Linked DNA regions of Homo sapiens: all the other regions are linked to region 2. The links are chromatin loops, found by intact Hi-C in ENCODE. Cell type or tissue: mammary epithelial cell. All regions are shown on one strand. Each heading gives the region's core, and the rest is flanking DNA. Links, peaks and the distances in the headings are about the cores only.

Region 1 (6,088 bases), core at 692-5,691, 71 kb before region 2:
CTCTGGGGAAGCAGGGTCAAGAAAGGACGCTGTGTTCTCTGGTCCCTCAAGGTTAGAAACATGCCGAACTGGAGGGGCGGATGTGTTCCTGTTACGCTGCCCACAGTTTTCAAATAGGGGGTGGTAGCCATACTATTTCATTGGGTTGGTGGCAGTGGGATCCAGGCTCACTTGCTCGTGCCAGTAGCCTCAACAGCATGGAAGAGTGTACATGTGTCAGATGGGGAGGGACACTGGAAGAGTAGGGTTTAACATCGTCCATGCTAGAACTCATGCCACTGGCTGCAAATATGAGGCCCTAGAGGAGGCTAGTTGCTGCCACCCATGTGCACATTTGCACTTGGGGCAGAATGGTAGGTGTGGAGTTGCTGGTGCCCATTCGCACCAGTAACAACAAACAAGGGGCGAGGTTACCGTTGTTCATGCACACGATTGCACGAGTGATGGCCCAGCAGGAGCGGGATTACAAACACCTATAAATACATTTGTGCTGGCAGCACTCACTCAACCTGTGGAGCCTGGGCTGTTGGAGCTCTCTGATAGGCCAAGTTTAGTTTCAATACATGGATTTCTGGTTTGTAGATGTTACATTGGTGTATGTATATGTATGCAAGTCACATTCGGTTTTGGTTAGTGTTACGTTGTCATATAATTTTAAGTCAGGTAATGTGATGACTCCAGCTTTGTTCTTTTGGCTCAGGATTACTGTGTCTATTCTTCGTCTTGTTCCTATTTCTGTGAAAAAATAACACTGGCATTTTGAAACTATAGATTGCTATATGTAGTATGGGTTTTTAACAATATAACTTCTCCCGCTAAATGAACATGCAGTATCTTTTCATTTACTAGTGTCCTCTTCAATTTCTATCAATGACTCATAGTTTTCCTTGTAGATACATTTTACTTGATTGGTTAAGTTTCTTCCTATATATTTTATTTGTATCTGTTGGGATATTTATAATTCTCCCTTTCTAATATGAATGCCCTTATTTGTTTCTCTTTTATACTTGCTCTGACTAGAACTCCCAGTAACATGGTGAACTAAAGTGCTGAACATGGGCATTTTTAATGTCTTCCAAATCTAGCAGTATGCTTGTCAGTTTTCCTTGCTCACAAGGACAGTGTAAGTTCAACTGCCAGTCTGTTGAGATATCTTAACTCTATACCCAATTTTGAGATAATTTTTAATAAAATATTTAATTTATAAAATACTTTTTGGACATCCATTACAACATTATGGTTGTTGACTTTGTTATACGACATAAAACTAATTGATTTGCATAGCTTGAACAATCCATGCATTCCTAAGATTAATCCACCTTGATAAGTATGAATTATATTTTTAGTGTGTTGTTGAATACAGTTTACTAGCATTTTCTTCTGGATTGTTCCATCTGTGTGAATCAGACATATTTGTCTTCTGGGGTTTATTGTTGTTTGGGGGTTTTTAGACCTTTTCCTTTAGTTATCGGGGAAACACTGGCCTTGTAGAATGAAACTGAAAGTGTTTGCTCCTTTTCCATTCTTTCAAATTTTGCTTAGTTGGTCCTCTCGTCCATTCTTCTTTCCTCCCTGTATTCCATTAACTAATTTTTTTCTGATAGTATATTTTAATTCCTTGCTTTTATTTTCTGAGGTTTTTGCATGGTTGTTGTCATGCGGCTTGCAAAAACCATCATATAACCAATAATTTTAAATTAATGACAAGGTATCTGTAGTCACAAGGAATGACAAGCAAAGAGAAAACCAAAGAACTCCACACTTAATCTCCACCCTACATGCTATGATCTTATCTTTGTTATGTTTATCTATCTCTAATATTTTTGTAGTTATAATTTTAATAGAATTACCTTTTAGTCTTCTTCCTGCTAAAAATATGTTTACATACCACAATCACAGTATTATTCTATATTTATGTACCTCCTTTTTCTATGAGTTGTAAACATTCGGATGTTTTCTTTTTGCTCATTAATGTCCTTTCAGACTGAATTACTCTTTCTAGCATTTAAGACAAGTCTGATGTTGACAAAAATTCCTCAGCTGTTGTGTGTCTGGTAAAGTATTTATTTTTCAAGTTTGAAGAATATTTTGCTGAATTTGATATTCTGATTTGGCAGGTTATTTCCTTCAGCACTAAATATGTCATCATACTCCCTCCTAGCCTGTAAACTCTTCACTACCGGATGTATCAGAGCTCATTTATACATTATTTGCTTGTTTTCTTGCAGCTTTTAGGACCATTTAAATTTTTCTCTACCTCTGAACATTTGATTGTTACATTCCTTGGCAAAGCCTTATTTTGGTTGAATCTGCTTGTTTTTGTTTTTTACTGTCTTCTACCTGGGTAATCACATCTGGATATACACATACATAGCTCACTGCAACCTCTGCCTCCCTGGTTCAAGCAATTTTCGTGCCTCAGCCTCCCAAGTAGCTGGGACTACAGGCGTGAGCCACCACGCCCAGCTAACTTTTGTATTTTTAGTAGAGACGTGGGTTTCACCATGTTGGGCAGGCTCGTCTCGAACTCCCGACCTCAGGTGATCCACCCACCTCGGCCTCCCAAAGCGCTGGGATTACAGGCGTGAGCCACCATGCCCGGCCTACTTCTCTAAACTTTCAACTCCAAACTCTCCCTCTTTAAGAATGGTAACTCTGAGGTTTGTGCTTTCAAGATTATTTTCTTCACCTTGTACGCATGCTTCATACTTTTTTGTTCTTTTTGCTTCTTTCTGCACTCACTGTGCATTTTCATATAGCCTGTCTTTAATAATACTGATTCTTGTTCTGCTGGATCAGTGCTGCTGTTGAGACCTTCTGGTGCATTTGTCCATTCAGTCATTATTTCTCAGTTCCAGTATTTCAGTTTGGTTATCTATTGTTTCAGTATTTGTTACATTTAATAAATTACTGAATTGCTTTCCTGCATTATCATGGTGTTTGCTATTTTCCCAAAACGTTTCTCCTGAATTCTTACCCTGACATCACACACATCACCATCTCATTAGGGTCGGTCAGTGGCTACTTCCTTTGTATATTTTAGATCATAGTTCCTAGCTATTTTGAGTTTCCTGTATGAGAGGCAACATAACTACATCGCTCCAAAACTAGATCCCATAGTCCTTTTGGAGATGTCATGTCTCCTGGATGGTCTTATGCTTGTGGAAGTTCTCCAGTGTCCAGGCATTTAAGAGTTAGGTATTTATTCCAATCTTTGTAGTCTGCTACTTCGTAGCTGCCCTTCTTCACAGGGCGTCCCAAAAATTAAATGTGATTGTGTTGTTTTATCTAAGAATGTGGTCACTGCAACCATTTCATCACTAGAGGGCGCCCTAGGACCAGGAACACAGCCAGGCTTAAAGCCTGGCACATACACAGCACTGGTGGACTTGGGGAATACCAGGGTAGAACTGCCTGGGTTACTAGGCAAATTATCCCACTGTCTTCTATTTCGTTCCCCCAGTTGGAATAAGCCTCTGTGTACTCAGGTGACAAGAGTTGAGGAAGGGTTACTAAAGTCCCCTACTATTACTGTATTGCAGTTTCTCTCGCTTTAGGTCGCTTACAGTTTGCTTTATATATTTTGGTGTTCTGCTGCAGGATGCATACATATTTACGATTTTTATACCCTCTTCCTGAATTGACCCTTCATAAGTATTTACTACATAATACTTTTTTGTCTCTATTCACACCTTTTCACCTAATAAATATTAAGTGAAAATTTTCTGTTATCTGATACAAATACAGCTGCTATTTATTGGTTTCCATTTGAAAACTTTTTGCATCCCTTCACTTTTAGTCAATGTGTATATGTAAGTTAATTTTTTACATGCAGCATATAGTTGGGACTGACTATTGTTATTATTTTGAGACAGAATTTCGCTCGTTGCCCAGGCTGAAGTGCAATGGCGTGATCTTGGCTCACTGCAACCTCCGCCTCCCGGGTTCAAGCTGTTCTCCTGTCTCAGCCTCCCGAGTAGCTGAGATTACATGCGCATGCCACCAAGCCCGGCTAATTTTTTTGTATTATTTTTAGTAGAGACGCGGTTTCATCATATTGGTCAGGCTAGTCTCCTGACCTCAGGTGATCCGCCCACCTAGGCCTCCCAAAGTGCTGGGATTACAGGCGTAAGCCACCACACCCAGCCGATTTTTTAAAATATCCACTGAGCCACTCTCTGTTCTTTTTAGGGGGATCCTAGATAATACCTATCAATATTATTATTGATAGGTAAGAAATCACTATTGACATTTTGATTGGTACTTTTTTGTCGTTTTCCAAATTATTTCTTTCTTCCTTCTCCCATTGTGGTTAAGTGACTTTCTTTGGTAGTATCTCATAGATAAAAGTATTTTTAAACCGATAATAATTTTCATCATAAGGAATATAAACAGCCAATCAATTTTATGCTTTAATTCAATTCCCCCACATTTTGACTTTCTCATGTCTATTTTTAAATTGGCTATATTTTATGATGCTGCTATAGTTACTTTTCATAGACTTGCATCTTACTCCTCGTATTATGGATATAAGAGGCTTACACAAAACAAGCGTATTAATTTATTCTGCATTTGCCTATGTATTTGCATTGGCCACTGAGTTTTGTAATGTCAAACTTTTTCTCTTTGGACGTTAGCATAATTTTCTTCAGGATAAAGAACTTAGCATTTCTTGAATGACGAGTCTAGTGATGAATTCTCACCATGTTTCCTTTTCTTTTTGTAAACGATGTTATCTCTCAATCTTTCAAGGAAATCTTTTGTGGGTACAGTATTGTTGGTTAACTTTTTTCCTTTAGCACTTTATGTCACTTCACTCCCTCCTGGTATGTACAATTTCTGATCAGAAGTCTGTTAACAAACAAATTGGAAGTATATAATGTTATTTGCTTTTCTCTTGCTGTTTTCAGTGTCCTTTCTCTTTGTAGTATGTTTTTGAGATGATTATATATATATATATATATATATATATACACACACACACACCTTGGGGTATTCTTAATTAAACTGAATCTATTTGGTCTTTAACGTTGTTGTACCTGAAAAGTACTTTCCTCTACATTTGGAATGTATTGTTATTTCATTGAATAAGCTTTACTGCCCTTGCTATTCCAAAACTACCACTTGAACACCAATGATTATTTAATTTGCTGTTTGGACGTTATTCTCTATATCCTGTAGCTATTCTCTAGGCCTTTTCTATTTCTTTAATCTCTACAGATTCTCCAATACCCTATCTTTAAGATCACTGTTTTTTTATGCTTGATCCATTCTGCTAATGACATCCTCTAATAATTATTTCAGTTGAAACAATTATTTCTCATTTGCAATATTTGTTTGGTGTATTATTTCAATCTCTTCAAGTTTCTAATACATTCTTGGATTCCTTTTCTGCATTATCTTGGGTTTTGCTACATTTCCTTAAAATTGCATTTATGAATTCTTGATTCTAGAGTTCAAACATTACCATCTCATTAGGGATGGCAACTGGCTCCATGCTTTCTCTGTTCAGGGTAGTCATGGTTATTGGCTTGCTGCTGTTTCTTGTAGACGTATGCCTACAGTTTCACATTGAACAATTAATTATATATTTATTCCAGTCTCAGCTGTCTAGCTTTTTTTGGTCTTCCTAGAGTATATTTTCTTAGATATTATTATTTGTAGTTCCCTGTCAAGACTACTTAATCCGTGAGTGCTGCCTGTTTTAGATTTGACTCAGCTCTCACAAACATTTGGAGCATTGCCCATCCCATATAGGGGTCCCAAAGTCAATCCTCTGGCTGTGCAGGAAGGTTGGATAGGCATTTGTGCAAAGAACTATGAACTCTGCCTACTACATTATAGTGCTGCTGAACAGCCACTCTGACTTGGCATCTATGTTGTCTGACGTAAAGAAAATTTTCAGGCTGGAGTTGTGAATCTCAACTGGCCCAATTGTCTTTCACTGCCATCATGGGATTTTCTTTCTACAAGCACACACAATACTTCCCATGTTTTAAGCTATTAACAGCTTTTCAACAAGAGAAGCCAAGATGGTGAAGAAGCTGTGTGCCAAAATCTCACATTTATCCCATGTTGAACTGGTGAA
Region 2 (6,088 bases), core at 603-5,602:
TGTATCCTTGATTACTAATAGTCAGTTCCTGCAAATGAACCAATCAATAATCAATTAAAAAAACCTAAAAAAATTAAATGATGTCCAACATTGTTCTCATAAAAATATATACAAAATTAACATACCAGTCGTCAATGCAATTTCAAACAAACAATGCAAAATTGGTAAAATGTTTTAGTCTTTATGTAGATTTCATCAAGTGTTTTGCCTTCTCCCAAGGGTTAGGAAGTTTAAAACTAATGTTCTGGCCGGGCGCGGTGGCTCACGCCTGTAATCCCAGCACTTTGGGAGGCTGAGGTGGGCGGATCACCTGAGGTCAGGAGTTCAAGACCAGCCTGACCAACATGGAGAAACCCCATCTCTACTAAAAAATACAAAATTAGCTGGGTGCGGTGGCACATGCCTGTAATCCCAGCTACTCGGCAGGCTGAGGCAGGAGAATAGCTTGAATCCAGGAGGTGGAGGTTGCAGTCAGCCGAGATCGCGCCATTGCACTCCAACCTGGGCAACAAGAGCAAAAATCCGTCTCAAAAAATAAATAAAACATAAATAAAATAAAATTATTAATGTTCTAACCACTGTTTACAGGGTTGTTGCACTAATAAATTCCACGTCCTGGACCTAAATGATTGCTAAAATGTTTTGCACACAGCAGCTAAATGTAATCACACTAACATGATGCCAGAAACAACTGATTCATCTACATGCAACCTCATTTCCCTCAGATGCCTCCAAGGCAACTGAAGTTCATAGATTTTGTCTAATTACAAGTGCAGGCTCAAATCACCTTGGATTTGAGTTAGGATCCACGGATTGTTTTTTGTTTGGTTAGTTGGTTTTGTTCTGTTTTTCAATTCAGGCATCTTGTTCATGGAACATTCATTATTTGCTTGAGATTGCTTTCACTGCCAGCTGCTTACTTTCTTTACCACTGTAGTATAATCTACACCCTTTGACTCAACTGCTTGCTAGATTCTCCCCTCAATTAAGAAATTTCTAGGCTCAAGGAAAAAAAAAAAGAAAAGAAGGAATTTTGATTGGCCACTGTTACAGTAATAGTCAGATAAGGCTGGGCACAGTGGCTCACGCCTGTAATCCCAATACTTTGGGAGGCCGAGGCAGGCAGATTACCAGAGGTCAGGGGTTGGAGACCAGCCTGGCCAATATAGGGAAACCCGTCTCTACTAAAAATACAAAAATTAGCCAGGCGTGGCAAGGTGTGCCTGTAATCTCGGCTACTCTGGATGCTGAGGCATGAGAATCGCTTGAACCCAGGAGGCGGAAGTTACAGTGAACCGAGATCGAGCCACTACACTCCTGCCTGGGTGACAGAGCAAGACTCCATGTCTGTCTGTCTCTCTCCCTCTCTCTCTCTCTATATATATATAAAATAAATTAAAATTAAATTAAAATTAGCCGGGCACAGTGGCAGGCGCCTGCAATCCCAGCTACTCGGGAGGCTGAGGCAGGAGAATCGCTTGAACTGGGGTGGTGAAGGTTGCAGTGAGCCAAGATTGCGCCACTACGCTCTAGCCGGGGCAACAAGCAAGACTTCATCTCAAAAAAAAAAAAAAAAAAAAAGTCAGATAGACACTTGCTTTCTTCTTTCATTGACTTTTTTTAAAAATTCATCTTCAATATTTACAAAAAATAATCCATGCTAGAAGTTGCTATGTCACAGAAGTTTAAGAAATGCATGGTAAAAATCACTAAGTTTAAAATAATGGTTACCTCTGGGGATGAGAGAAGAGAGAGATGCAATCAGGGATGGGTACACAGAGAACTTCAACTGTCACGTTAATGTTTGATTTTTTTTTTACGTTGGGTGGTGAGAAGAGAGGTTCATTGTATTATTCCTTGTATATCTGTATATGTCTTAAGTATTTCATAATATATTTAACGTCTCCTCCAAAAGATAAAGAAGTTAATCTTGCATTCCTTCATCACCCCATCAAAAAAAAAAAAGGACTCATACTAGACTATTCTGCAACTTACTTTTCTCACATAACCATCCATCATAAGATTCTCTAGGTCAAAAGTCAAAATATTTCATAATATTTATGTACCAAAATTTACTCAAACATTCTCCTATTGATGGATACACAGGTTGTTTCCAGTTGTCACAAGAACAAAATAGTACAAAAGTATCCTTGTTCATGCGTCATTATATACTGGTACTTTTATTTCTGTAGGATAGATTCTTAAAAGTCAGACTTTTGAATTCCAGTTTTTGTTCAAGTGATATCTGTATTTTTTATTTCCCTAAATATTGCCAGATTCTTTTCTAAAAGGTTGCAGCAATTCATACTCCGCGGTAATGCATGAAATTTACTTTAATCACATAAGCATTTAACAACATATTAGATGTCACTCTTAACTGTCTTCCCCATATATATAGTAAACATGCTATGCTTAACATAAACTTAATTTCGCCAACAGATTTGAAAACAGGAAATCTAGCTCTTTTCTTAGTGAGTAATCAACCTGGCAATGTAAGTCCCCCAAAGATTACACACACACACACACACCTCTGAGATGCTTCAAGAACAAATGTTAAGTTTTTGCCCAAAACTCCACATTTGGGGTATAGTGGGCACAGAAAAAAATTGTTTAATCTAGTGCATAATGAATACGTTACAAACAAATTAATTAAAACTAATAAGTCTGGACATGAAAGGCAGAACAAAAAAAAAATAAAGTTAGGCCCAAGAGGTTAGGCTGTTCCTAGGAAAGCTCTGAGGAGATGGAATCCATTTTGGCGCGACATGGTGTCAATAAAAACCCATTTAAATAAGGAAAAAGGAAAGAACGACCCATATATCCCTCCTAGGAGCTACCTTCTGCAACTTCCAAGCTTCGTCAGTAGAAGTTAGGCGATCAGCGAGAAAGAAATTATTCTCCGATATTTTGAAGAGACTGGAGAGAGAAAAATGGAATACAGGCCGGTTACTCCCCCGACTCAGGCCACGCGATCCCAAAGTGTGTAGCCTCGCTAACGGCCACTTCTCTAGCCAACGTGAGGCTCATCACTCACCACAATACTATTAACTGGCGAGTTTCTGGACTTTTGTTAGTGGACTCATACTTCGGACGCCTTGCAACCCCCGTAAGGACGCAGTGATTGCACTCCGTGCAAACGCCGCCATCTTAAGTCTTCCACTAGCCCTAGGGCATAGGCGGATGAAAGCCGGGGGTGGGCGTCACAGCCAAACAGGCCCGGCGCCCAGCCGTCGTGCACTACCTAAATGCCTCCGCCGGCAACATGCACCAGCCGTTGCCGTGCCCCAGCCGTTGCCGTGCCGCAGCCGTTGCCGTGCCGCAGCCGTTGCCGTGGACCCTCCCCCAGTTTCCTGACCTGTTGCACTTCCTCTCACAGCCTTTATCTCTTTTGAAATTCCCTTTTCCTTTTTCTTTCTCTTCATTTCTTTTTTCCTTTCCCAACCCAAATTTCTTTTAGCTTTGCCTCGACTCCTTTCTTTCTTCCCTATTTCCAGATCTCTCACTCTCATTAACTTTACCTCACAAGTATGATAGACAAAGCTGCCATTCACTTCTGTTATCTCACTAAGTCATTGCAACATCAGGTAAGCTGAGGACTGATTTTTTCCTGTTTTATAGATGACGAAATTAAGGCCCAAAGAGGTGACCCAATTTTCCAAAAGTGCTAGAATGAGCTAGAACCTACTTCTTTTCACTTTACTAAGCCCCGTGTTCCGATAGATGAGGGTGTATGTACTTCAACCAACTAATGGGAAAACAGAAACCAGAGGGTTTTGGCCTAGTCATACAGTGAGTCCGTCAATGGCAAAACTGGATTCAGAACAAGGTGCTTCCTTTAATTCTGTAAACAAAAGAGTCTTCATAAAAGAGTTGGTAGCCAGGTGTGGTGGCGCTTGCCTGTAATCTCAGTGTAATCCCAGCTACTTGGGAGGCTGAGGTGGGAGAATCGCTTGAACCCGGGAGGCGGAGGTTGCAGTGAGCTGAGATCGTGCTGCTGCATTCCAGCCTGGGCGACCGTGCCAGACTCCGTCTCAAAAAAAAAAAAAAAAAAAAAGAGTTGAGATGCTGCTCTTGAGCCTAAAAGTCCTTCCATCTTCCCTCTTCTTTTATTTATTTTTGTTTTATTTTTTTGAGACGGAGTCTTGCTCTGTCGCCCAGGCTGGAGTGCAGTGGCGCGATCTTGGCTCGGTGCTACCTCCGCCTCCTGGGTTCAAGCGATTCTCCAGCCTCAGCCTCCTAAGTAGCTGGGATTACAGGCATCTGCCACCATGTCCAGCTAATTTTTACTAGAGACGGGGGTCTCACCATCATGGCCAGGCTGGTCTTGCACTCCTGACCTCAAGTGATCCACCCGCCTCAGCCTCCCAAAGTGCTGGTATTATAGGCGTGAGCCACCGCACCCAGCCTCCCTCTTCTTTTAGATTCAGCTCTTTTAGATTCAGTCCTGACACTTCTAAGAGGCCTCTATATTTATCAAAACCTTTATCTCTGTTGTTCCCGCTCCATGAGGGAAAATACACTAGCTGGATACCAGCCCCAAAAGTATGAAAAAACCGAGGCCAAAACTTGTTTGTGAAGCATTATGTGTGAGTGGTGCAGGTTTCTGGGGGAAGGCTTGTGCTTCACCGGTAAGGAAAAGACACTTTAGAGGTCCTAATCCCTTTCCAAAGCTATAGTTTCTCTCTATGCACTAATGTTGTCTCTGGTTTTCTACGAGACCCCCACATAGAACACCTCTTATTCTATTCATTTGCATCATTACTTTTCTGTCTTTATTTTGATATCGTCACCCTCAAAAGGAAGGTAATGATACACAGTTGTATAAAACATCTGGGCATTGACATATGGACATTTTGGAGTAAAACACCAAAAACACCACATAAAACCAGTTACGTGTTCAAAGGTCAGTAATAGAGGTGGAGAGGTCTCTAAGCTTAAACTGTTTCATCTCCTAGGGTTTAGGCATATTTGAGCACATCTTGGAAATTTGTAGGACAGGCACCAAAAACCAATTGCAAAAGGAACTGTTGAGCTCCTAAGAAAGAACTAGTACTAAAAGAGTAGGGAATCAGATAGACAATGTAGGGTAAAAGAAGGATCAAGTCTGAATGTTGCAGAGGAGGCAAATATGACTGTAAATTCTGTCATATTTTCTTTTGGCAGTAGCACACCATGCATTTATTTTGGGGCAGGTACAAAACATCCCTCTGTAGTAATTTAATGGTAAGTAGAAAGGGGGATAAAAATGAGTGAAACCTGCCGGGCACGGTGGCTCATGCCTGTAATCCCAGCACTTTGGGAGGCCGAGGTGGGCGGATCACCTGAGATCAGGAGTTTGAGACCAGACTGGCCAACAATTACAGCAATACAAAAATTAGCTGGATGTGGCGGTGGGCACCTGCAATCCCAGCTACTCGAGAGGCTGAGGCGAGATAATCACTTGAATCCAGGAGGCGGAGGTTGCAGTGAGCCGAGATAGCGCCACTGCACTCCAGCCTGGGCGACAGAGCAAGACTCCGTCTCAAAAAAAAAAAAAATGAAATCTATTGCAGTTTTGTTCTGATGACTCTTGGGACTTTGTCTGTTTGGGAGGAAAATGACTTTTTATTTATTTATTTTTTTTATTTTTTTGAGACAGAGTCTCACTCTGTCACCCAGGCTGGAGTGCAGTGGCGCAAACTCGGCTCACTGCAACCTCTGCCTCTCCTCTCTCGGGTTCAAGCGATTCTCCTGTCTCAGCCTCCCATGTAGCTGGGACTACAGGCGCAGGCCCCCACACCTGGCTAATTTTTGTATTTTTAGTAGAGACGAGGTTTCACCGTATTGGTCAGGTTGGTCTCGAACTCCTGACCTCAGGTGATCCACCCGCCTTGGCCTCCCAAAGTGCTGGGATTACAGGCATGAGCCACCGTGCCTGGCTGAATTTTTTAAATACACATATAAAGAAATAATCAGCAGGAAGCATTATTCGAGAAATAGGCTTATAAAGCTGCCAGTCAATTTTTTTTTTTTAACAAATTGATGCACTGGTTTTATTTGGTAATGTTTCGAATTGAAAAGTGCTAGACCCAGAGACCCAGGGACAGAA
Region 3 (6,088 bases), core at 454-5,453, 67 kb after region 2:
GGACCAATCTAGAGGTGACAAATTCCTTTAGTGTTTGCTTTTCTGGGAAAGACTTGATTTCTCCTTCATTTGTGATGTTTAGTTTGGAAGGATATAAAATTCTTGCTTGTTTTTTATTCCTTAAGGAGGGTAAAAATAGGCCCACAGTGTTTTCTGGCTTGTAGGAGTTCAACTGAAAAGTTGGCTGTTGGTATGATGGGTTTTCCTTTAAGGTGATTTGACTCTTCTCTAGCTGCCTTTAAGATTTTTTCTTGGGCTGGGCATGGTGGCTCATGCCTGTAATACCAGCAATTTAGGAGGCTGAGGCGGGCAGATCACGAGGTCAAGAGATTGAGACCAGCCTGGCCAACATGGCGAAACCCCATCTCTACTAAAAATACAAAAATTAACTGGGCATGGTGGTACACGCCTGTAATCCCAGCTACTTGGGAGGCTGAGGCAGGAGAATCGCTTGAACCCAGGAAGCAGAGGTTGCAGTGAGCCATGATTGTGCCACTGCACTCTAGCCTGGGTAACAAAGCGAGACTGTGTCTCAAAAAACAAAAACAAAACAAAAAAAAGATTTTTTTCTTTAGTGTTGGCTTTGGATAGTCAGATAACTATACGCCTTGCTAATGTTTCCCCTTGTATAGTATTTCATAGGTGTCCTCTGAATTTCCTGTATCTGGCTGTCTACCTCCATAGAAAGGTGAAGGAAGTTTTCTTGAATTATACATAATTCCATATTTCTCAAAGGCTTTGTTTGTTTTATAAAATTACTTTTTCTTTATTTTTGTCTGACTGGGTTAATTTGAAAGACCTATCTTTTGCCAGGTGTGGTGGATCATGCCTGTACTGCCAGCACTTTGGGAGGCTGAGGCAGGAGGATCTCTTGGGTCCAGGAGTTTATGCCTAGCCTGGGCAACATTGTGAAATCCCATCCCTATAAAATTAAAAAAAAAAAAAAACCTATCTTCCTCTTCTGCTTGGTCTAGTCTATTGTTAAAGCTTTCAATTGCATTTTGAAATTCCTTAAGTGAATTTTTCATTTTTAGAAGTTCTGTTTTTTTTTTAAAGATATTAATATCCTCCTTCATTTTCTGGATTGCTTTCACGGTTTCATTGTGTTGATTTCCAATCTTCTCTTGGATCTCATTGAACTTCCTTGCAAAACCATGCTTTGATCTCTTTATCTGTCATTTTATCTTTAAAATGTCTTTATCTGTCTTTATCTTTAAAATGTCTTTATCTGTCTTTATCTGTCATTTTGAGTTTCCACTTTCCTTAGTGACTGTTTCTAGAGAGCTAGTGTGATCCTTTGGTGGCATTACAACATTCAGATTTTTCATGGTGACAGAATTCTTATGCTGGTTCCTTCTCATCTAGAGAGGCTGCCACTTCTTTATGAATTTATTTTCATTCAGGTGGGATTTTTTTCATATATATATGTGTATACACATCTATATATCTATACACATATAGATGTGTATACACATCTATATATCTATACACATATATGTATATGTGTATATACATCTTTATATCTATACACATATATATGTGTATACACATCTATATATCTATACACATCTATATATCTATACACATATGTGTATATATGTGTATACACATATATACACATATACACATATATACATACATACACATATATACATATATACACGTATATACGTGTATATACGTGTATATACACATATATACGTGTATATACGTATATATACACATATATACGTATATACACATATATACGTATATACGTGTATATATGTGTATATATACATACGTATATATGTATGTTTACATATATGTATGTATACATGTATACACATATATATGTATACACGTATACACATATATGTGTATACACATATATATATACACACACATATATATATTTCCTCTAGAGAGTGTAACTGTAGTGTATGTTGGGTAAATTCTTTGCCTTTGGTTGTGCACTTTTGTTATTAGGTTTTACATTGGGCTGTGCAGTCAGACCTGCAGGCCAGTAAGTGGCACTAACAAAGACCCAGCTGGGGCACAAGCTGCTGTGTATGTAATCACTCCTGACTTGCCCATAAATACCCCAATGACAAGCAAAGGCACCAGCCCTGCCTTGCCCATAAATATCCCAATGACAAGTGAAGGCACCAGCCCTGACTGGGGTGGCTGGGGGAGCTCCTAGTGAGATGCACCAAGGTCTCTGCAGGGGGTAAGGGAGCTGCACTGACTTCACACCCTAGATATGCAGGAATGTGATCTGTTTCTCCTTTACACCCCTGTCCTGGTGCTAATGACTCTCCTTTCAGATGCACTGTTTTCTATCTCCAGGCCACAGTGTAGCTGAGAGCCATGGAAATTACCTGACTCACAGTTCTCCACTGGAGTGGTTTGGGGATGGAACCTCTTCACTCAGCTCAATACAGACAGATTTATGGCTTGCCTGTTCTCTGATGGAGCAACCCTGCTGCTTCATGTAGAAAGGAGTAGGGGCTCTGTCATTTGGCCTGTGTATGTGGGTGTCAGTTGTGGTGATATTGGCTGGTTGGGCTGGTCCAACCTCCGACCCTGGGGGTGGGGGTGGTCAGGTGCCAGCAGTGGTGGACTAGAGTAGATGACTCCTCTATTCTCAGGCCCCTATATGGCCCATTGAATGTCATGTATGAGTCTGAAAGGGGCTGGACCAGGACTGTGTCAGCCCACATTTCAGGTGCTTGATGTGATTGAGAATGGTAGTCTGGTCCCTGGGTCACTGGCAGAACTCTTAGGCAGGGGCAGGGAGACAACAGGCTTATGGGGGCTGGGCTGCAGTTGAAATGGTCTGGCAAGAGCAGGGTAGCTGTGCTGTCAGACTTTCACTGGGGAGGGCAGGCCCCCTCTTCTGAGGCAGTAAAGACTGGCAGCTGTGGAGCATGCGGCCTGCTTGCACTTTCCTCCACAGAAGCAGTTCTGGATTTCACTGTTGGGGCCTATGAAGGTGCCTGCTGCCCTGGCCTGTGGGCAGCAGGGGCAGAAGCAGCAGTGGCAGAGGGTGTGGAGGGCCTATCAGCGGCCTCTGGGAGTTGGCAGCCTCTGGGAGTTCACCCAAAGCCACAGCATTCAGGCAAGGGTGGGGCAGGTACATGTGGGGCCTGTTACTGAAACAGGCAAGCCTTAGCTTGCATGGAGCCATGGAAGCATGGGTTCACACTGTGTGTATTCTGCCTGCTCCTTTGCATTGTGGCTGCAGGTTGTGTCTTTCTTTTGGAAACAATATTTTATGTCTTTTTTCTGTTGTTGAGAGGATAGATCACAATAGAGAGAACAGCAGTATGGTCATAGCAGCAGTTTGGTTTCCACAGGAACATGGAGGACAGTAGGGGCAGAAACTGGTTTGAGTTACTGTTCTTATTGTAACCTCTGACCTCTTGCTGTTCCCTCTGCAGCAGGGCTATACAGAGTCTTCCAGATCTCTAACCTTCCTCACTCACAACTCTGAATACTGACAGGCAAAGCAAAGGATGCAGGATTTGTCTCTGTTGTCTGACCAAGGGAACATGGGCAGAGAATCAAAGGACCCCTACTCTCACTCTGCCCATCCCAGTGTGTTGGCCCCAACAGAATGGGGGTCCCTCAGCCATCACCTGCCAGTTACCCAACTTTAGGGATAGGAGTCTGCATCCTGATGAGCTGGCTTGTAGATTGAAATCTCAGAAGCAGGGAAGGTTGAAGAGGGGTACAGTCCCAGAGCCCATGGGGTTATTGCTGAGAAGATACGCAAGGGTCACATTCCCCAGGGGTAGAGTAGAAGCCCTTAGCCTAAAATCACTGGGAACTCTGCAGAAGGGCAGGGTTGATGCAGACTTCTCAGTGGAGGCCTCCTGGAAAAAAATGATCATGAAAGGGAGTAGCTTGCCTGAAGGCAATGGCTGGGCTCACCAGCTTCTTGCTTTGAATCTCCAATTATTAATACTAAGAGACCTTCAGGATAGACTCATGTGAGGGTGAAATAAGGAAGCGAGTTTCTTGTAGAGGAGTGAAGAGGGTCCATGAGGAACTATAATGACGGTGATGCAAACCTCCCCAGGTCCTAGGATAATTGGAGATTCCTGCCCATGCTCCTACCCAAACCCATCCCTAAATCAACAAAAGGGGTTGGTCTCTCAGGGAATAAGTGGACTCCTAGAAGCAGGAGATGATGGAGACTCGTGGTGGCAGGGAGGGATCAGTGGTGACATGGCTCCGCTCCTGCCTGGAAAAGTGAGTCTCCACAGTTCACTAACACAATATCATCCATGAACAAGTAGCCACAAAGACCACAGTCGACAAACACGCACATACACAGACACGTAACAGGAGCTGGGCAAGACCACAGGCTGCATGAGGGAGGCAAATGTTAGTTGCATCATTAGGTTGAAGAATGTTGTTAGAAGAGATAGGGATGGGCACAGGGAGATGCACAAGTTCTTGCCTTCTCCTGGGAAAATATCTGTTGCTAAAGTGGCCGGTTTTCTTAAGCATCGATATTTGCATCTAAAGGTTCAAGCAGCTACCTTCCAGTTCCAGAGGCTGCCTACCTGTGGGCTGCACTTCAGTTTTTTGCTTTCTGGGGCTCTTTTGCATTTGCAGTGATGAAGTTTTCCACCTGAGCTTCCTTATCTCCTGGATCCTGGGGCTTCTGATTGAAACTGCACTTGCACCTGTGACTTAGAAGATGGCAGCTCGGCTGGGCACGGTGGCTCACACCTGTAATCCCAGCACTTTGGGAGGCCGAGGCGGGCAGATCACTTGAGGTCAGGAATTCAAGACCAGCCTGGCCAACATGGTGAAACCCTGTCTCTTCTAAAAATACAAAATTAGCGGGGCATGGTGGTGCATACCTGTAATCCCAGCTACTTGGGAGGCTGAGGCACGAGAATTGCTTGAACCCAGAAGGCAGTGATTGCAGTGTGAGATCCTGCCACTGCACTCCAGCCTGGGCAACAGAGCAAGACTCTATAGAGGCTCACAACCAGGAAGAGGACCACATCAAATACCAATCCTCCAATCCTCAGGGTCTGGTAGTTATAATGAAAAGGATCTATTTCCTTCTCCTTAGCTGCACTGGCCAGGACCACCGGGACGAGCAGGCTGTATACAAAGATCAGTACCACCTCCATGGTATCTGCACAGCTGGTCCCTTCCAAAACAATCCTAGAAGGACATGCTAAGTCCTGAGGAGCCTTGGTTCTGTCTTAGGGGTGTTCAATATTGCCCCACCTCCCCATTCCCTCCCTGGCCTGCAGGCAGCAGGAGCAGAGGCAGCAGTGGCAGCAACTTGGAAGGGCCTAACAGTGACCTCTAGGATTTGGGCCCTCAGAGGAATGCCAAGATATAGCCACAGTGTTCAGGCAAGAGCAGGGCAGTTGTGCTGTGCTGGGAGACTTTCATTGAAGCAGGCATATCATGTCTGGTGGGGAGCCATGGAGGTGAGGGATCATGCAATGTGCAGCCTGACCACTCCTCTGTATCATGACTGGGGTGCACAAAAGTTTCCTCCCTCCTCATTTCTTCCCTGGCCTGTGGGTGGCAGGAGTTAAGGACGCAGTAGCAGAGGCTACAGAGGGCCTTTAGATGGCTTCTGGGAGCTGGGGGCCTTTGGGAGTTGAACTGTGCCTGCAATGTTAAGGTGGGGGCAGGGTTGGTTTGTTGGTGTTCTGCCCCAAAAGCAGGCAAGCCCTGTTTGGCAGGGTGCAGCAGAGGTGGGAGCCATATGGTTTGTCATGTACCCATTCCTTCTTACCATGGCCATGGTATCTCTCCTAGGAGCATGTGAAAATGCCTGACCTCCCTCCTTGGCCAGGGCAGCAGCACCTGGCTCAAGGCTGCTTGGGGATCAAAAGTCTGTTGAATTCCACGTGGGCTTGAGTGGTACCTCTGCTCAGTCTCCAGGTGGCTCCCTGTGTTAGTCTGGAGACCTAAGGGGAGTCAAGGGGGCTCTTCCATGACTTGGATTGTAATGGTCCGTGTTGGAGATGTGGAACCCCTTGAATCTCTCACTCACTCACCTGTCTCCCATGTTAGGAAGCCTCTCCTAGCTCCACACCCATCCTGGCTAAGCACAGTGCCTAGC
Region 4 (6,003 bases), core at 1,004-6,003, 89 kb after region 2:
ATCATCACAAAAATGCACATCAGGCTGGGTGTGGTGGCTCACACCTATAATCCCAGCACTTTGGGAGGCCAAAGCGGGTGGATCACTTGAGGTCAGGAGTTCAAGACCAGCCTGCCCAATATAGTGAAACATCTTCTCTACTAAAAATACAAAAATTAGCTGGGCATGGTGGTGGGTGCCTGTAATCCCACCCGCTCAGGAGGCTGAGGCAGGAGGATCACTTGAACCCGGGAGGCAGAGGTTGCAATGAGCCGAGATGGCACCACTGCACTTTCTGTAGCCTGGGCAACAGAATGAGACTGTGTCTAAAAACATAAATAAATAAGGCCAGGCGCAGTGGTTCACATCTGTAATCCCAGTGTGATTACAGATCACACTGTGGGAGGCCAAGGCAGGCAGATCACCTGAGCTCAGGAGTTTGAGACCAGCCTGGTCAACATGGTGAACCCCCGTCTCTATTAAAAATATACAAATTAGCTGGGCATGGTGGCAGATGCCTATAATCCAAGCTACTTGGGAGGCTGAGGCATGAGAATTGCTTGAACCCAAGAAGTGGAGGTTGCAGTGAACCGTGATCACACCACTGCACTCCAGCCTTGGCGACAGAGAGAGATTCTGTCTCAAAAAAATAAAAATTAAAAAAAAAAAAGAAAGAAAGAAAAAAAAAAGAAAAATGCAAATCAAAACCACAATGCAATATTGCCTCACACCTGTTAGAATGGCTATTTTCAAGAAGACAAAAGTTAAGGATTGGTGAGGGTGTGGAGAAAAGGGAACATTTATACAGTGTTGGTGGAAATATAAATTAGTTCAACCATCATGGAGGCTTCTGAAAACACTAAAAATACAACTACCTTATGATCCAATAATCCCACTTGTGGGTGTTGTTCAAAGAAATTGAAATCAGTGTGTTGAAGAGACATTTGTCCTCCTATGTTTATTATAGCATTATTCACAATAGTCAAGATATGAAATCAAGGTAAGTCCCCATCAACAGATGAATGTATAAAGAAAATGTGGTATACATACACAATGGAACACTAGTCAGCCTTAAAAAGAAGGAAAATCTGTCATTTGCAACAACATATATGAACCTGGAGGACATTATGCTAAGCCAGGCACAGAAAGATGAATACTATATTATCTCACTTGTATGTGTAATTTTCAAAACTTGAACTTGTAGGGAGTAGACTGGTGGTTAATAATCTGAAGGGAGGGTAAAAATGTGTTGATCAAAGGATAAAAATTTTAGTTAGAGAGAAGGAATAAGTTTTTGAGATATATTGCAGAGCATGATGACAATAGTGATAAGGTATTGTACATTTCAAAAACTGCTAAGTAAATTTTAAGTATTCTCATCACAAAATAAGTATGTGAGCTGAGATATATAGTAATTAGCTTGATTTAATTATTCTACAATGCATGCATATATCAAAATACCACATTTTACTCCATGAATATATACAATTATTTGTGAACTAAAAATACATTTGAAAAAGAACTACTAGAAAAACTAAAAATGAGAAAATAAATAAGCACATTAATTAATTAATTAAAATCCTTGTCTAGTAAGTTTAATGTTGGTACTTTCTCAGGGACCATTTTTTGTTAATTACCTTTTTTTCTATATATTAGCTATAATTTCCTGTTTTTTGTATGCCTTGTAATTTTTTAATAAAAACTGCACAGTTTTAATATTATAATGTGATACCTTGGGAAATAAAATTCCTCCCTCTCCCTAGTGTTTGCTGGTGATTTTTTTTTTTTTTTTTTGAGATGGAGTCTTGCTCTGTCACCAGGCTTGGCGCGGTCTCAGCTCACTGCAACCTCCGCCTTCCGGGTTCAAGCGATTCTCCTGCCTCAGCCTCCCGAGTAGCTGGGATTACAGGCGTGTGCCACCATGTGCAGCTTATTTTTGTATTTATAGTAGAGATGGGGTTTCACCATATTGACCAGGATGGTCTTGATTTCCTGACCTCATGATCTGTCTGCCTCGGCCTCCCAAAGTGCTGGGATTACAGGCATGAGCCACCGCACCCGGCCACTGGTGATGTTTTTAATAGATTGTAATTTTTTTTGAGGTAGCGTTTGCTTTCTCACCCAGTCTGGAGTTCAGTGGGGCAATCACAGCCCACTGTATCCTTGAACTACTGGGCTCAATCAATCCTCCTGCTTCATCCTCCTGAGAAGCTAGAACTACGGGTATGCACCACCACGCCTGGCTAATTTTTATATTTTTTATTTTTGTAGAGACAGAGGTCTCTCTATTTTGCCCAGGCTGATCTCGAACTCCTGGCCTCAAAAGATCCTCCTGCCTTGGCCTCCTAAAGTGCTGAGATTAAAGGTGTGAGCCAACGTACCCAGCCCATTTACAGTATTTTTAATGTTGACGTGAACTATGTATACAATTGTTAAGCATATACTCACTGAGCTTTAATATGTATAACCCCGTGTTCTCTTTTGATAAACTAGAAAACCTTTCCCAACATCCTAATACACTTTTGAAGGATATCATAAATAGTGTGTTTGAGGGCTAGAGGAATGGCCCAAGTACTGTGATGAGGTTCATAGGATTTGGGGCTATTTGGAAGACCCTTACAAGGCATATAGCACAACTTTTCTATCTGTTGATTGTCTCTGTAGCATCCTCACAAAATCCACTATTGGCTTGCAGGTCTTCAGAGACTGGCATTCACCAGTTCTGGAGGTGTTAACTGTTCCATCTTTGGACAGCTCAGAGTATTCAGACGTCTTTATTTATTAGAACTACACACAACAGGACTATTCATCAACTTCCCCCATTGCAGACAGCCCTTTGAGTTGTAAAGAGCCCTTCCCCAGGTCTTTTATTTTCTTTTCCATAATATGTCCTGGTCCCTTTAACTGCTTTTCACTGGTGATGATTTGGAGGGCCCCCACCAGCCTGCTAATTAGATCCTGAAGGCTTTATCAAAGTCCTCTTTAAATGGCATAGCCCTGAAGCCAAGGACAGACTCCTGTTTAGTGGGGGGAGGGGCTCTTCAAATTAGAGGGGGTTGAGCACTTTTCTTTGACCCTTTCTTCTGATACTGACCTTGTATGAATCAGACTTTCCCCCCTTTATATCAGATTCTGGTCCTGCCCTGTATACAACTTTGGCTCCTTTCCTGCAGACAGGCTCAGTGCTTCTTTGGTGATTTTATGCTGCCATCTGGTGGCTAAGTCGACAGTGCCGGCTTTTTTTGGGCCTAATTTAGCAGAGGAGAGGATGTACAGATGAACATAGTGACAATCCTAGAACTGGAATAATCTGAATCTTTAAAAAGAGGACCTGATTTCTTCCTATTGTGTGCCATGTGATTGGGAGCCCAAAGAAGAGGATGCTAACACAGCTATGGCATGGCCACAGAAAATATGCCTGAAATATCCCCATCAGAGCCCAACTCTTACTAGCTAATTGACTTTGAGCAAGTCACTTTTCCTTCTAGTGTCTCAGTTTCCATACTTCTGATCCTAACAGGTTTATAAAATGGAGCCAAGCAGTAGTGAAGGTGAGGCCAGGTCGGGAAGAGGAGGAAGTAAAGTGAATTGAAAGCTAGTGAGGGCAGGGGAGTAAGTAAAACCTGAAGGTGATAAATGGCAGAAGAGGGCAGGACTGCTCTAGGGCAAAGGCCTAGGCAAATATTTTTCAGAAGTTCCTTTTAATGTAAACAGTTTGATTAAAAATATATTACAAATACATGGGCCCATGTGAGGTGTAGTGATTTATCAATGAAAATTTAGAATACCAGGTGGAGAAGAGATGCTTACGTATTTGTTTATTCAACAGTTCACATATCAATTTTTATAATGACCTTGCACCATATCTTCCTTTTTAGGTCCAGAAATCATCTCTTTGTGTTTATTGTCAAATGCACCATTCCTGGCTAATTTCACATCTCCCTCTATGAGAAAAACATAGCAACACTGTACTACTTCCATTTTTGCAATGGCACTCTGGAACCTCTTTGTATTGAAATTATAAATTTCTTGCTTTTGCAGTTTCTTTAGCCTAAGGGTCAACAGTGGATTTAGGTAGGCCACAGCTCTGAACATGTCCTGTGTCCAATGTGAGTGTCACCCCATAACGGCACATCAGCACCATTTTGCATGCCTAGCCTTAAGAGTTACCATTTAAAAAACTCCAATGACAACCAATGAGAGTGATCTGCTAGCGTGGCTGCCCACCTGGAACCAGGGCCTGGTCACAGAAACCCAGGACAACCAGTTTATAAATTGTCTTTTTGCCTTTTTATTTGAAAAGGTATTTTTGTGAAACAAAAGGTTTTAATTTCAGAGTCAAATTTATCAATCTTTTATATTTGATGCTACTTGAGTCTTTAGAAAATTTTTCCCCAACTAAATTTCTTTTTTCTTTTTTTGAGATGGAGTCTTGCTCTGTCGCCCGGGCTGGAGTGCAGTGGCACCATCTCGGTTCACTGCAACCTCCGCCTCCTGGATTCAAGTGATTCTCCTGCCTCAGCCTCCCAAGTAGCTGGGATTATAGGTGCCTGCCACCATGCCCGGCTAATTTTTGTATTTATAGTAGAGACGGGGTTTCGCTATGTTGGCCAGGCTGGTCTCAAACTCCTCACCTCAGGTGATCCAGCCACCTCGGCCTCCCAAAGTGCTGGGATTACAAGCATGAGCCACCGCGCCCGGCCAACCAAATTTCTTAAAAGTATAGAACATTTCCACACTTGTAGAAACTTCTAGTAGATAAAGTTGTATTAGAGGTTTGGTAATCCAGTCTTTCTGATAGCTGCTTCATAGGTGTCACTGTAGGTAGTTTCTCTCTTTGTTAAGCATTGTTTTCTCAAAGGTACCATTGTATTGCACCACTTTACAATACAATAACCCTCATTTGGAATGACAAGTCAGATTACTTTTTTTGTTTGATCCAAGGACACTTAGAAGATGGAAGGTATTTCTTAAGGAAGAAAATTTGCATACTTTATTATTTTTCTGGAAACTGAAGAGCAAGCTTACCTGATAGATTTGGGTCGATAGTTACACTTTCCAGTTCAGCCAGTGGGAGGGTAATGTATCCTTTGACTTTCTAGAAGTTGCTCTATAATACTTAAGTTGCCATTGTCTCCCTTCTGGTTCTCTGTTGTTTCTCGAATGACATAGAAGAGTTTATGAGATTAATTGCTTCCTACTGAAATAGCCAGGTTTCTGAGGGCAGCTTTGGCTTTTATATGAGCTTTTTCTTCCTACCACTTATCAGTTACTGACAGAGGGTCAACTTCACTACTGTGTCATATGGTTGGTCCAATGTTGGGTTCCTCAGATTCATGGAGGAAATAGGAAAATAGTAAAGATTAAGGAGTCATAGTTAAAAAATTACAAACAGGTCACAAACAGTACTCTTTCTTGATTATTTAGGAACCAAATAGCCATTCTATGAAATGTCTTTCTTTCCTTTTTCTCTCTTGCTCACCAATTGACTCGTAAGCACTTCCGTTCTCTTATGGTTGGGAGCCATACAAGGTAGAGTGTTGGAGTAAAAACTACATTGACTCTGAATCATGGTGTGTGACCTCGGGCACATGATGTAACCTCTATAGGACTCTATTTTAATGTATAAAACAGGAATAATCCTTTATTATTATCTATGCAATACATATTCCATTATCTATTACATGGGATAATGGAATGGGAAGTCCCTTGAAGATGGTACTAACCTCAATGTATTACTCCTTTCTAGCTTCTTTGGTTCAAAAGTTTGGTGGAGGAGTTACAAATTCTGGTTTGAATGATATATTTGGATACTTTATCAACACATCAAAGCTCTACCTATCCCTTCCCCCATTCTCAAAACCAAGCTGAATTAACATCTTTACATTTATTATGCAGTTTATGGAGGATTTTAGCATTAATTATTGCTTGATTTACTCAATGTCCCCATGTTATAGATGAGAACTGGAAAACCCATTGAAGTTGTGACTCCTGGTCTAGAAATGAAGTCTACTTCCAGTTAAT
Region 5 (6,088 bases), core at 468-5,467, 190 kb before region 2:
TGAAGTTCTTTGGTTTTATTTTCCCAAACAAAGAAACCTCTGGGTTATGGGCACCCTATTCACTTTCATTGCCTGGCAGAATTTGCAGGATAATTGCCCAGAACTAGAATATTGATCCAGATATTTATGTTACCCATCCCTTTTTGTTTCTTCCAAGCTGCAGGAGATTGCCACTTGATTCACAGGAATAAGCAGGGTTAGTCTAAAATGTAGGCAAAATCTTAAAAAAAATGAATGAGACTAGGATTTAATGACAAATGTATGGTAAGCTTTGGAGAACAATTTCTCTCTCCAGTCCTCATTTTTGGTAAAAACAAATTATGATAAGACCGTGTGTGTTGTTCATAGAATAAACTTTAGTTTCATACTTGGCCTGATTATTTGCATAAAGTGCAGCAAAGCAAGAATGGTTATTTCTACATAGGCCTTTTGGATTGGCCTTGATAGAACTCTGTTCCACAAGGAATCTCTGATAAGACCTTTAAAGCCAAGCTCAGCCATGGGTTTGTATCCTCAAATACCTGTGAGTTGGGTGATCCTCTCCTCTTGAGGTCCTAAGATAAACTTGGAGCTCCTGGACCTGTTAGAAAGTGACATTCTTTACTGACCACAGGTTAAGAACACTGTGTGGGGACTGTGTAGACAGTGCACAAGGCCACTTCTCCCCAAGGAGCTTTTATTGGCTCTGCATGTCAAGCTTGATTCCTTAAAAGGAAACATACCCTTTCAGTCAAAGCCTTGGTAAAATAACCAGATTTTCCAATTGTGTCCTGTTGAAAAAGAAAAATGGATCCTTATTGCACTGATGCAAACAACTATATTGCCATAAGCTAAGAGTACTCACAGATAGTTTCCAAATTCTAGAGGAACCAGGCAGACAAAAACAAACATGCTTGAAATTTTGTTCACATGAATATACCTTATTCAATTATTAAAGGTGGTAAATAGTTCAAAATAAGTTTCCTTGACTCTGAAAATCAAAACAAGGATTAGCAATATTCCAAGCAACAGTCAAAAAGGTTGCTTTAACTTAGAGTGCAGTCCTTTTAGTTAACTCGTTTTGCTTGATATTTGTGAACATGTCAGTTCTTTATGAGTCCCATATGTTCTTTCTTTCAATGTTACAATCTTTAAAACTATTAAAAACCTGCATTTGAGAATACCTGTTAAAATCCTTAATATAACTTGATTATAAACTGTAAAATACCATAATATCCTTTTGAGTCTAATTAATGTTTACACATTTTGCAAGATTAATATTTTCAATCTTTCTATAACTTGCTTAAACCTCTAGCCCTATCTTATCAAATTTAACATAATCCCTCATCCCAGGGCAAAATTTACATTGCCCTGCTTTCTTATAATATTTTACTGAAAAAAAAAACCCACATTTTACTGTTTTTATATGCCTTGCATGTAAAACTATTTGGTGATCTCAAATACATGTTGCACTGTTAACTTTTAACAACTTTTCTTTTTGGTGAAAAACCTGGTTGGTAAGTGATTTTAATTACGTACAAAGTGTGGATCGTAGGACCCAGACAGAAGTGCAGATAAAGTCTGACTTTTCAGCATCTAGCTCCATGTGTCCCAGGCCTTACTTATCTGTAAAGCAGGCAGTGTACAACCTTGAAACATCTAGCAAACCTAGTATCTAAGTTGTATGATTTACACCACCTTTTTGCATTTTGATGACACTTGCATTTTACCAATAATCCTTGACTATTTTTATTTCTTAAAGTCATGTGAACTAAAAAGTATTTGATTTAAGACACTTATTTTTCTTTAAGCCAATCAATTAGAGCTCTTTTTATAGACATTGCACACAACACATATACAGCAACGTGAACAGACAAAAGATTCAACACTTGTAAGATTTTTTATTTGCCAGTTTCTTAATTGGATTACTGGCTTCAGGGTGGAGCCCTTGGATGAACAGGGTCAGGTAGCATGCATTAAGACTGGTAAGACAAAAAATGGAGAAAAGTAATTCAGTTGACTGATAAGAAAAGAGCCTTTTCCTAGAAAAACAAGATCCAATAAGAGAAAAACATAAAGGCCTTTAAAATATACTTATAACTTGAATATCCACTTTTAATTAAGCTGAGCATGCTTTAAGAAAATCCTTTGAACTCCCTTGTTACTTGAGTTTAGCCAAGCCAAGCACTTAAGGTTTTCGGCTTTTGAACTTTACAAAAAGTAACGTCACAGGTGAAACCAACAAGCCTTAATTAGGTTATGACTTAATTGTGAGCATACAAGGTATTTTCAAAGGGGTGATAGGCAGCTTTTGAAACTGTCATTGCAAAATTTTGGGTCAGGCGTGGTGGCTCACACCTGTGATCCCAGCACTTTGGGAGGCTGAGGCGGGCGGATCACGAGGTCAGGAGGTCGAGACCATCCTGGCCAACATGGTGAAACCCCGTCTCTACCAAAAATACAAAAATTAGCCAGGCATGGTGGTGGGCGCCTTTAGTCCCAGCTACTCTGGAGGCTGAGGCAGGATAGAAGTGAGAATAGAAGCTTCCTCTTAGTCTCCTTCCTTTCTGTATGACCCAGAGTGGAGGAGAAGACATCGAGCATCCTCCAAGTGTCTCCCCTCCCTGGTTTCTGGATCCTGGCACCATGTTAAATATGCCCCCCATGGTTGCAGGCATGGTCCTCCAAGCCATGGAACCAGATGAGCTAAGTGATGGGGCCAACCACGCTTACCCATGCAGCCTTAGCTTATCTGCCTTGTATGATTTCCCTTTGACTTTCTAGAACCTGTGTGATTTGTCTGGCTCTCTGAAAAACAGATCTCTGAAGAGACTGTGTCACTTTTGGGCAAGGCTCCTTTAGTGGAGGCAATGTGCTAGATTACCTGCTATTACAGCCCATGCTAAAGCACTTACCCTTAAAAAAAGTGGTTCTGGTTAACTTCTGAATTTAAATTTCCCTTACTAATTAAGTACTGTTTTAATCAGAGACATAATAGGTGCCTTAAAAGAACGTAGGACCCGAATGGCCATTTTTCTACTGATGGGACAATATTGGGACTAAAATCTGGCTGCGGAAGACATCTTACTCCTAACTGCTAAAGGCAGAAAATTCCCATTTCCAGAAGAAGCATAGAGCCTGATTTTTAATGGTGTAAAAAGAAGCTGCAGTGTTACCATGAAAGAAAAAGGAAAAAAATGTGTCTCATGTAGAGGATTCCTATTTCCACTAGGTGGCGGTGTTAGCTTAGAAATACTATGTGCTTGCCAGAGACCTGGTAGCAAGTAACTTCACTGCAGAGCAATGGGGAAAACTGTTTCTAGAGGCATTTTCCTGATCTTGCCTAACAGGATTTCTTTCCTAGGCTGTAAAAATCCCTGCACATTTCAATCAGAGAAAGAGTAAGACGCCACAGATAGAGAAGGAAGAAGAGTTTTGCAACGGTATAGTTGAGGGTTCTCTGCCACACACCCAGAACAGGCTATTGGAGGCTGGGTCTGGTCCAGAGGCCTTTGAATCATGCCAGTATGTCCCCTGGCCAGAAATTCTCAGTTACCTCAGAACTTTTCCCAGCCTCAAGCGATGAAAAGAAACTAGTTCAAAACATGGCCAACATTCCCAGTACTCATGGGTATTGGGGGGTTCTCCATGTTCTCACCAGCAAGCCTCACATCTGAGTCTTTAGTACAGCAGCCAACGCTGTGTATGTACTAGGCTGATGCATGCCCGTTCCTAAAGAAATACAAATGCTTACTCATGACTTTTTGGATGAATATATCTTTTTGGCTGTAGGCAGAGTAGGCTCTACATCTGAGAATATCACACAGAAAGTAGTTTGGGTTTATCTATCTAATTTTATTTTAATATAGAGGCCAAGAGCACCTTGTGAATGATGCAACAGATTTTAAGCTCGCTCCCATACTTACCGCTCCAACAAAGGCTGTACCTCAGTTTCCTGGCCAATGGATCAAAATGATATGGCTCCGATGACTGGAGGAACACCAGCGTCCTTAGTCTTGTGTCAATTTAGATAAAATGACACAGACACATGTGGAGTCGTTTTAAGGAGCAGAGAGTTTAATAGACAAGAAAGAAGGAAGGAAGAAGAAAACAGCTTCCCCGTACAGAGACAGAAGGCAGGGGGATTCGAACAAAGAGAAAAACTCCAAGTGTGATAGAAAAGTGGCTGCTTATATGAGGAGGCTGGAGGACGTTTGTGTCTGATTTGGATAGGGCTCAGGGGATTGGTTTGACCAAGCATGTCATTCACGTAGCCTGAGAAAAAACTGGCCCTCCCACCCTAGCCTTTTAATATGCAAATGCAGGGCACCATGATATTTTACACATGTGTGGATATGTGGGGGTGGCCGTGTTGCCAGGCACATGTGGAGGCCAGGGCAAGAATAAGACTGCAGGAATTGCCATGTTTGGGTGGGCCCAGTTTCTAATGGCCGGTATTTGCATATCAAAGCTTGCTGGCCTAGCTTTCCTGCTAGACAAGAAATGTTTCTGGAGTTGCTCTAAAAGAAAAAAAAGAACTTCCCAAGGACCCCTTTTCTTATCTGCTTAAAATAATTTCTTAATAACTCTTTCTTTTTTTTTTTTTTTTTTTTTTTTTGAGACAGAGTCTTGTTCTGTCACCCAGGCTGGAGTGCAGTGGCACGATCTCGGCTCACTGCAACCTCCGCCTCCTGGGTTCACGTGATTCTCCTGCCTCAGCCTCCCAAATAGCTGGGATTACAGGTGCACAACACCACGCCTGGCTAATTTTTTGTGTATTTTTAGTAGAGATGGGGTTTCACTATGTTGGCCAGACTGGTCTCGAACTCCTGACCTCGTGATCCGCCTGCCTCAGCCTCCCAAAGTGCTGGGATTACAGGTGTGAGCCACCGCGCCCAGCTCTTAATAACTCTTATAACAAGAATTATAATTTCCTCCACATCCATCACTGTTGTAGAAGCCTCCATAGCTACCTCCACCACATCTGCTGCTGCTGCCATGACCACCTCCACCACTGCAGCTGCTGCTTGTATGACTACTACTGAAGCCAGAACTGCTGGAACCACTACTTTGTCAATAGTCTCTGGCACCAAATCCTCCACTGAATCTTTTAGATCATGCATGAATACCACCCTTGTAGTGGTGTTTATAAGCTTTATTTTCCAACCAAGCAGGCACTTCTTGTTTAGCTTCTATAAGAATATCCAACAAATCCTTTGTAATATTCATATTTCTTTAATTAAAGAATGAGGTGGCAAGACCCTGGATTCCCACACATCCTGTACAGCCAATACAAGGCACATATTCTTCAATATCACTTGGCAAATCAAAATTGAAGCATGTTTCACATTTGAAATGTCTAGTCTTCATGCTGCCACAGCTGTAGCCACTAGAATTGGGATTTTCCCCAAGCAAAACTGATGAAGGGCCTCCTTCTCGATCTCTCTGTGATTGGTCTCCATGAATACTAGTACAAGGATATACTTCATGGTATAAGAAATTCTCCAGAGAATCTTCTCCCTTTTTGGTCTCCACAAACACTAAAGTCAGTGAATCCTTCCCTGGTGCATTTAAGAGATCAAGCAGAAATGACCGTTTATCTGGCTCTTCCACCCAAACTACTTCCTGTGTGATAGTCTCAGAGGTAGAGCCTACTCTTCCTACAGCCAAAAAGATATATTCATCCAAAAAGTCACGAGCAAGCATCTGTATTTCGTTAGGAAAAGTAGCACTAAACATCATGATGTGATGAATGCCCTTCAGTGGCATAGTATCTTGTTCAAGTATAAGATGTATCTGAGGTCCAAATCCCATATCCAGCATCCTATCAGCTTCATCCAACACTAAGTATTTGCAGAAGTCTAATCCAATCTTTCCTCTTTCCATCAAATCCACTAGACCTCCTGGCGTGGCTACTAACAAGTGGCATCCATGTTCTAAGACCTGAATTTGCTGACCAATATCAGCATCACCATAAACTACACAAGGATGAACTCTAGGCTGGTATGAAAATTTTCTGACTTCCTCATATCTGTACAGCCAATTCTCTTGTTGGGGCTAAAACCCAGGAGATTGAGTATTGTTCATGGCATCCATACCTTCCATTTTC

Evidence for each region. Hi-C counts contacts between places; a loop is a spot of excess contacts. Peaks named below come from ENCODE experiments on the same cell type or tissue, not always from the same donor. Only the 100,000 strongest peaks of a DNase experiment are listed, where the experiment ranks them.
Region 1: it touches region 2 in a loop (4-fold over the local background); 9 of 110 quality-filtered maps call a loop at or near these places.
Region 3: it touches region 2 in a loop (5-fold over the local background); 3 of 110 quality-filtered maps call a loop at or near these places.
Region 4: it touches region 2 in a loop (7-fold over the local background); 26 of 110 quality-filtered maps call a loop at or near these places.
Region 5: it touches region 2 in a loop (7-fold over the local background); 2 of 110 quality-filtered maps call a loop at or near these places.

The regions. Positions count from the first base shown.
Region 1 is chrX:74,012,840-74,018,927 of GRCh38, reverse strand. The region is part of intron 3 of JPX (JPX transcript, XIST activator); the gene reads right to left. Among named protein-coding and RNA genes, the nearest start is that of JPX, 72 kb to the right of the region's middle. In mammary epithelial cell, for the core only: a CTCF peak has its summit at 3,322 (motif pointing right); a DNase peak (open chromatin) is centred at 3,327.
Region 2 is chrX:73,941,412-73,947,499 of GRCh38, reverse strand. JPX (JPX transcript, XIST activator) reads right to left here and starts at 3,176. Exons shown (of 5, transcript NR_024582.1): 1 at 3,035-3,176; 2 at 2,838-2,916. RefSeq lists an enhancer at 3,052-3,151. In mammary epithelial cell, for the core only: no CTCF peak of the experiment used is centred there; a DNase peak (open chromatin) is centred at 3,209; H3K4me3 peaks cover 2,295 bases; H3K27ac peaks cover 1,887 bases.
Region 3 is chrX:73,874,115-73,880,202 of GRCh38, reverse strand. It overlaps the pseudogene FXYD6P3. Among named protein-coding and RNA genes, the nearest start is that of XIST, 24 kb to the right of the region's middle. In mammary epithelial cell, for the core only: a CTCF peak has its summit at 2,992; a DNase peak (open chromatin) is centred at 3,102; H3K27ac peaks cover 341 bases.
Region 4 is chrX:73,852,897-73,858,899 of GRCh38, reverse strand. No RefSeq gene overlaps it. Among named protein-coding and RNA genes, the nearest start is that of XIST, 3.2 kb to the right of the region's middle. In mammary epithelial cell, for the core only: a CTCF peak has its summit at 3,193 (motif pointing left); a DNase peak (open chromatin) is centred at 3,189.
Region 5 is chrX:74,130,737-74,136,824 of GRCh38, reverse strand. The region is part of intron 5 of FTX (FTX transcript, XIST regulator); the gene reads left to right. It also overlaps the pseudogene DDX3P1 and the pseudogene DDX3P2. Among named protein-coding and RNA genes, the nearest start is that of MIR421, 85 kb to the left of the region's middle. In mammary epithelial cell, for the core only: a CTCF peak has its summit at 3,207 (motif pointing right); no DNase peak of the experiment used is centred there.